2 separate regions of the Homo sapiens genome follow, and region 1 is linked to region 2. The links are chromatin contacts, found by Hi-C or POLR2A ChIA-PET in ENCODE. All regions are on one chromosome and are shown on one strand. Each heading gives the region's core, a stretch centred on a gene start or an enhancer-like site at or near the end of the contact. The rest is flanking DNA. Distances are from core to core; before and after follow the strand shown. Region 1 overlaps PLEKHH2 (pleckstrin homology, MyTH4 and FERM domain containing H2). Region 2 overlaps PLEKHH2 (pleckstrin homology, MyTH4 and FERM domain containing H2).

What was found. A loop is a pair of places that touch in the nucleus more often than their neighbours do. ChIA-PET counts read pairs that join two places held with the same protein, here RNA polymerase II (POLR2A).
Region 1: a loop to region 2 is called in a map of PC-3, with 4 times the contacts of the local background. The contact joins two enhancer-like sites. A Hi-C loop is called at or near these places in 2 of 168 maps with a recorded cell type or tissue (PC-3 and breast epithelium) and 1 of 37 single-sample maps with no recorded cell type. POLR2A ChIA-PET finds 5 or more read pairs at or near these places in 4 of 52 experiments (A673, PC-3, activated CD4-positive, alpha-beta T cell and 1 more).

What each region holds. Positions count from the first base shown.
Region 1 is chr2:43,757,108-43,760,321 of GRCh38, forward strand. PLEKHH2 (pleckstrin homology, MyTH4 and FERM domain containing H2) reads left to right here. Exons shown (of 30, transcript NM_172069.4): 26 at 12-157; 27 at 1,793-1,922. Among named protein-coding and RNA genes, the nearest start is that of DYNC2LI1, 15 kb to the right of the region's middle. Within about 2 kb of position 1,809, at least 7 of the 41 ENCODE cell types and tissues checked have a DNase peak (open chromatin) inside an H3K27ac peak, as active enhancers do; they include PC-3, where a contact is called at or near this core.
Region 2 is chr2:43,705,877-43,709,339 of GRCh38, forward strand. It overlaps PLEKHH2 (pleckstrin homology, MyTH4 and FERM domain containing H2), which reads left to right. Exons shown (of 30, transcript NM_172069.4): 10 at 446-540; 11 at 1,525-1,669. Among named protein-coding and RNA genes, the nearest start is that of C1GALT1C1L, 31 kb to the left of the region's middle. Within about 2 kb of position 1,663, at least 5 of the 41 ENCODE cell types and tissues checked have a DNase peak (open chromatin) inside an H3K27ac peak, as active enhancers do; they include PC-3, where a contact is called at or near this core.

The sequences.
Region 1 (3,214 bases), core at 559-3,058, 51 kb after region 2:
TTTCCAATTAGGTAGAGATTGGAGATTTTGAAAGACCTTTCTCAACTCCAGCAGGGCATGTTACCAATCAGTGCAAAGTGAATCAAACTCTAAAGCAAGTCATAGAGAAATTTTATCCTAAAAGGTATAGAGATGGCTGTTCTGAAGAGCAGTTAAGGTAAGGAAATCTTTGTAACTCTTTATAGGGTAGGGTCATACTAGTTTTTTGGTAATATTTTTGTGTTCAAATTTTAAAGGTGAAAAACATTTGGACAGCTTTCTCAAGATTTTTTTAACATGATTGAGCCACAGGAGATTATAGATTTTTTTTCTTTCTTTTTTTTTTTTTTTGAGACGGAGTCTCGCTCTGTCGCCCAGGCTGGAGTGCAGTGGCCCAATCTCGGCTCACTGCAAGCTCCGCCTCCCGGGTACAGCCATTCTCATGCCTCAGCCTCCCAAGTAGCTGGGACTACAGGCGCCCGCCACCACACCCAGCTAATTTATTGTATTTTTAGTAGAGATGGGGTTTCACCGTGTTAGCCAGGATGGTCTCGATCTCCTGACCTCATGAACTGCCTGTCTCAGCCTCCCAAAGTGCTGGGATTAGAGGCGTGAGCCACTGTGCCCAGCCAATATTTTTATTTAAGATAAGCCCAGAAGCTTTAGAATCTATATTTAAACTTTCTTTAATTAAAAAAAAAGGCTTTAGATGTACTTTTTAATTGATCTTTTTCATTCTTGTCCAGAACAACCCTGATAATAAATAAGAGAAAAAAATTGGCCAATAATATGTTTAATTTTATGAAGTACATACCAAAAAATTATATTTTGTATATTCTATTATGAATAAGTTGAAATAAAAATAAACTATCTTCTTACAAAAGACTTTTTAATATAAAAGTTTCTAATTTACCTCAATTTGGAGTTTCAATTTCAGAGAATATATAAAGAGAAGCTGATTAGATTTAGAAATAGAGGCAAATCCAATTTATCGTGAGCTTTTCCAAAATAGAAACATTTAAGATCAGCCTTTTGTCTATGTAGAATAAGTGCTTGCCTTTGTAATTTGATTTGACAAGTTTCACCTTGCATCTAACATCTCTCCAAGCCAGGGGTGGGAGGACCTAAAATTCTACCATCAGGGATTCATCTTTGGGCTCTACTACTTGTTTTTGTTTTTGTTTAAGACAGAGTCTTGCTCTGCCACCCAGGCTGTAGTGCAATGGGGTGATCTCGGCTCGCTGCAACCTCCACCTCCCGGGTTCAAGTGATTCTCCCACCTCAGCCTCCCGAGTAGCTGGGATTACAGGCACCCGCCATCATGCCTGGCTTATTTTTGTATTTTTAGTAGAGACGGGGTTTCACCACGTTGGCCAGGCTGGTCTTAAACACCTGACCCCAGGTGATCCTCCCGCCTCGGCCTCCCAACGTGCTGGGATTACAGGCGTGAGCCACTGCACCGGGCCTGTACTTTTCTTTTAAAATGAAAATATTCCCATGAGAAATTATCTTTTAAACTAATTTACGCTAAGTTTTGATGGTAGATATTCAGATTTTAAAAATGGACCTGCTGTGGGTACCTAGTTCATGCCGAAAACACGAATAGTATGAGAATTTGGTGAAAGGAATATTCCAGAAAGGACAAGTGATGGACAGTGGTGTGATGAGAGTCACAAAATCTTTACCTGGGTTATGCCTAGGGATCACAGTTATGCTTAGGATTGGCTCAAGGAGAGTTTTATCTTAAGACTATGACACACTGTTTATGTTTTTGCTTTAGTGTTTTTGTTTTTGTTCTTTTCTTTTTTTTTAGGCAGCTTTGCCAGCGACTTTCAACCAGATGGATGGCCCTCCGGGGACACAGTGCTGCTGACTGTGTGCGCATTTATTTGACAGTAGCCAGGAAGTGGCCATTCTTTGGTGCCAAGTTGTTTCTTGCAAAAGTAAGAAAGAATGGGAGAGAGATGCATAATGAAAACCTTTGTGTACATAGTTGACCAGATTTACCCCAGACTTAGTATCCTTGGCTTTTGTAAAAAATGAAGAAATATCCAATAATGTAAAGAAAACAATGAAGAGACACTAGAGAAAGGGCAGAAAAGCTTCTCTATCTTTTCCTCTCTGCCCAACTTTTCCCACCCTAAATCATTTCTTGGACTCATTAGGTGAATCATGAGTCCTAAACCACAGCTGAACTCTGCATTCTTCTGTTCATTCATTCATCCATGCACATGTTTACTCTGTCACTCATTTGCTCATTAGTATTTACTAAGTTCTGTCTGCTAAACATTGAGCTAAGCTCTAGGGATACATAACCTATTGTTTCAGATGGATTGTACATGAACTTCCAGGACTATTTTACTTTGTAACAACAGGCCTATAAACAAACCACTGTATGGCAAATATCACTATGAGTCACATGAACAGACTGCTGCAGGAACACTGAGGAAGGAGACCCACCCTGCCCAGGGATGGCCAGCCCTTTCCCCAAGGGAAAAATTATGCCTTTTGATTCCTTTTCTTTCTGTTGAAACATGTCTCTTTGTACTTTCTCAGGCTCTTAAGATACATCTTGCCTTGTGTTATATTTTTCTGTGTGTTTGTTTTATACTCACTATTAAATTGCATGCTCCTTGAAACTATAAACTCACTGATCCTAAAATCTTCCTCTTGTACCTACTGTAGTGCTTTGCACGTAATTAATAATTATCACTTAATAAATATTGCTGAATAGCTGTGCAACTTTGGGCAAGTCAGGTTACCTCTCTGGACCTCACTTTTCCTCATCTGTTAATGAAATACTTAGATTAGAAAAGTAAAATCTAAGGTATCTTCTAACTCTGATTCTATGAGTGACTATATTATTGATAGGTGAGAATTAATTTTTTTCTAGTGGAACTGAAAGCTGTATACTAATTAAGAAAAAGATGATAAAGTTAGTATTCTTAAACATCTATAAAATTAATGTACTTACGGGAAGTTGAACGTTACTTTTTAAAATTACAAGGAATAGATTTGAACTGTAGAGCAGCATGGATTTTAATTCTAACTTCAGCATTGGAAGTAATATTAAATACCCTTTTCTGTTCTGATAAAATGTGCTTGCTGGCACAAAATATTATTAAATAATAATATTGCTTTTCAAATTACGTGACAAGCATCTTTTTTGCTCACTTTTCTTTCTTTATAACAAGCGACACCTCCTTTGTTGCTTCATGGCATCCTGTTTTCTGTG
Region 2 (3,463 bases), core at 413-2,912:
GGATTACAGATGGGAACCACCATGCCCCACCAGAACAGTGGTTTTGATACCATGCTGGTAATAGGGTTATGAATAGTCAGAGAATATCTTCCTATGTACTGCTTACTGAATTGGTTGGTAAGCAGTTGCCTGTACTTAGTTCTGCCCAGCCTGAGCAAAGCATGCATGGAGATTTCAAGGAAATAAAAGCTATGGTTCTTGCTCTCAAAGAGCTTGCAGTCTAGTTGGGGAACTAGCACACATGAGGAAATAATGAACCATGTAAAAAAGTGTATAAATAAACCTGTAAATGCCATAATCTGTAAAGTAGACTATACAGTTAGTAATCATGTATTAATCGAATTGCTTTTTAAATGGAGATTATGCTCATTTGTATTCATAAGAAAAAGACCAATGTGCTAATTAGAAGTTTTTTAAAATGTTGTTTCCTGTTTTTCTGTTTCAGATTCTGCTGCAACCCTTTCCTATACTACATCAGGACTTTATACATCTCTGATATACAAGAACATGACCACCCCAGTGTATACAACTTTGAAGGGGGTAACTCATTATTGTTATTGTTAAAACATGTGCTTCTCTTCATGATGGATCAAGGAAATTGTTAATTCAAGCTCCAGATTCCATTCTTAACATTTTACACAGGCTCTCCCTTTATAGAAAGTTTTACAAGTTCACGTTAACATATCATAAAAAAGAAGGAATGGAAAGGTCTGCAGAAGACACTTATCAGAATGTTAGAGGTCTGAGTCAGTTTTTACTGTGTCCCATGTGATTCCCCCACCTCCCCATGGCCATGAATTGTTTAAAGGAGACATATTATTAATAATGTAATGAAAACTCCTAATTTAGGCAGATCTTTGTATCAGTGCCAGGGTACCCCTTCCTTGCTTGAAGTATTAATTAAAAGAAGGATTGCAGGTATTGACAACCTTATATTTTCAGGCATCTTTTATAATTGCTTATTAGAATTCAGGGTTTAACAACATGATTTTGATAACAGCAAAATACATTCCCAAATTCCTTTTAAAAATCATATGCTGGCTGGGCACGGTGGCTCACGCCTGTAATCCCAGCACTTTGGGAGGCCGAGGCGGGCGGATCACGAGGTCAGGAGTTCGAGACCAGCCTGGCCAACATGGCGAAACCCTGTCTCTACTAAAAATATAAAAATTAGCCGGGCGTGGTGGCAGGTGCCTGTAATCCCAGCTACTCAGGAGGCTGAGTCAGGAGAATCGCTTGAACCTGGGAGGCGGAGGTTGCAGTGAACCGAGATCATGTCATTGCACTCCAGCCTGGGTGACAAGAGCAAGACTCCACCTCAAAAAAAAAAAAAAAAAAAATTCTATGCTATGACTTCTTCCTGTAAAACTTTCTGTTATCTAAAAAGAGTGATAACCTTAGGGATGGATACAGGGAGGTTGCTCTGCTTTTCTTTAGGAGGCGACCCTAATAACTAGCAGCCTTTTCTTGGATGAGTGGTAACATTAGGGATGGATACAGGGAGGTTGTTCCACTTTTCTTTAGAAGGCGACCCAAATAAGTAGCAGCCCTTTCCTGGATGACTCATCTGGGTCAGAGGAAGAAGACAGCTCCAGATCCAGCTCCCGGACGTCAGAGTCAGACTCACGCAGTAGGAGTGGGCCAGGCAGCCCCAGAGCCATGAAACGAGGTGAGGGAAAATCGCAGGCATATGAGGCAACTCCAGATCATTCTGAATATTAATTGGGAATTTTATCTCCATTACAGGATTATTTTTTAAATCCAAGAACTTGCTTCAGACCCTAGTGAAAAGAACTTTAGCCTATGACTGATATGTTTATATTCCTAATTCTCTTCTTAATTCTCTGTGATTTCAGACAAATTATATAGTTTTTTTTTTTCAGCTTTTTATTGTCTGTGAGAGGGAGATCACTTTATTGTTGGAATGAAGTGAGATAATTGGCCAAAATGAGGTTTCTTTCTTGGCATTTGTGAAATAGACTTATTTCAGCTAAAGTTGTTACACTGCTAACTGGCAGAAAATATACCTTAAAATTTGTCAATTAATCTGATGTTAAAGTGGAGAACAACATTTACTTGGAATATGTCTATGATTTTTAGTGGATTTTGAAGACATTCTGTGTGTAGGTAGTGGTTACAGAGAGATCTAATTCCACCAAATGACATCTGTATGTTATAAAAAGCCCTTAATGCAGCATGGTGTGTCTGTTGGCTTTCAAACTGTGTTCCATGGAACCTCTGGATACTTCCAATCCCCTCGGCTTCAACTGGAGCTGCTCAGCCTTCCTTGGTTTCATATTTTGAGCTTCCACTGGTCTTCTTGCTCTCAACTTGCCCCGCTACAGCCAGAATCAGGTTATGACACACTTTTGCTGGAAACACTGCAGTGGCTCCTCACAACGGCTATAAGGTGTTCCAGGATTCGGTCACGTACTTGACCTCATCTCCTTTCTTCTCTGTACTCAGCTCCAGTCTCACTGGCCCTCTTGCTGTTCTGAGACATGCCAGGCATGCTTGCATTTCAGGACCTTGGCACTGCTGTTTCCTCCAGCTGGTATTCTTCCCCTAGATGTCCGTATAGCTGACTCCCTCACCTCCATCAGCAAACGCTGCTTTCTCAATGAGGTCCACCCTGACCACACCACTCAAATTGCAGCCCTTTGTCTTTCTTCTGTTGCCAGCTCTTTTTATTCCCTTTAGTCTGCTCTATGTTTTATTGTTCCATACCACCTACTGCCTGTTTGTCAGTGGTCTCCTTCCGCTAGAATTTGTTCCACGAGAGCCAATATTTTTGTTGTTTGCTCTATCCCTAGCATCTAGGACAGTGCCTGGCACACTGGCCCTGGTCCTGGGAGCCTGAGACTTGTGTTCCAACATTGCCCCTGCCTAACTCTTTGACTTTGGACAAATCCTTTAATCTCTGGGCCTTAGTCTCCTTGGGCCTTAGCCATGACAATCACTGAGGTCCCTATAGGTCTACATTTTTGTTTATTCTATGAAAAATGAAGATATTATAGCAACTGTTACTTGTCTGAGTCAAATAAAAAGCAGTGTCACAAGAGTGGCATTGTTCTAATATGTCCCTTAAATGTTAATACATATTTTTAAAAATTGCTGGATACTTTTATAAATAATTACCTAAGTCCTTGATTTTATTTAATATATTCTAAATCTCCAATTGTAGTGACTCATGAAATGTGGCTTGCAACTCCCAGGTAGTTTTCTGTAAAGGCAAATGAATCATTGTATAAATGTTCCATTGAATTTTATGTTATAGCTGCTGGCAAGTGAAAGAAATAGTTTGTTTATATCTTTCAATCTTATTGTTTCTCTTTTATGAAATATTTTTAAAATCTGTAAACTGCTTAGTAGCTTATGGAACTTGAATGAAAAAATACTACTGAATTGTGTTTTTTTAAAATGTGAGGTTACTTTAAAAGTGATTACAGAAGTTAAGAAATTT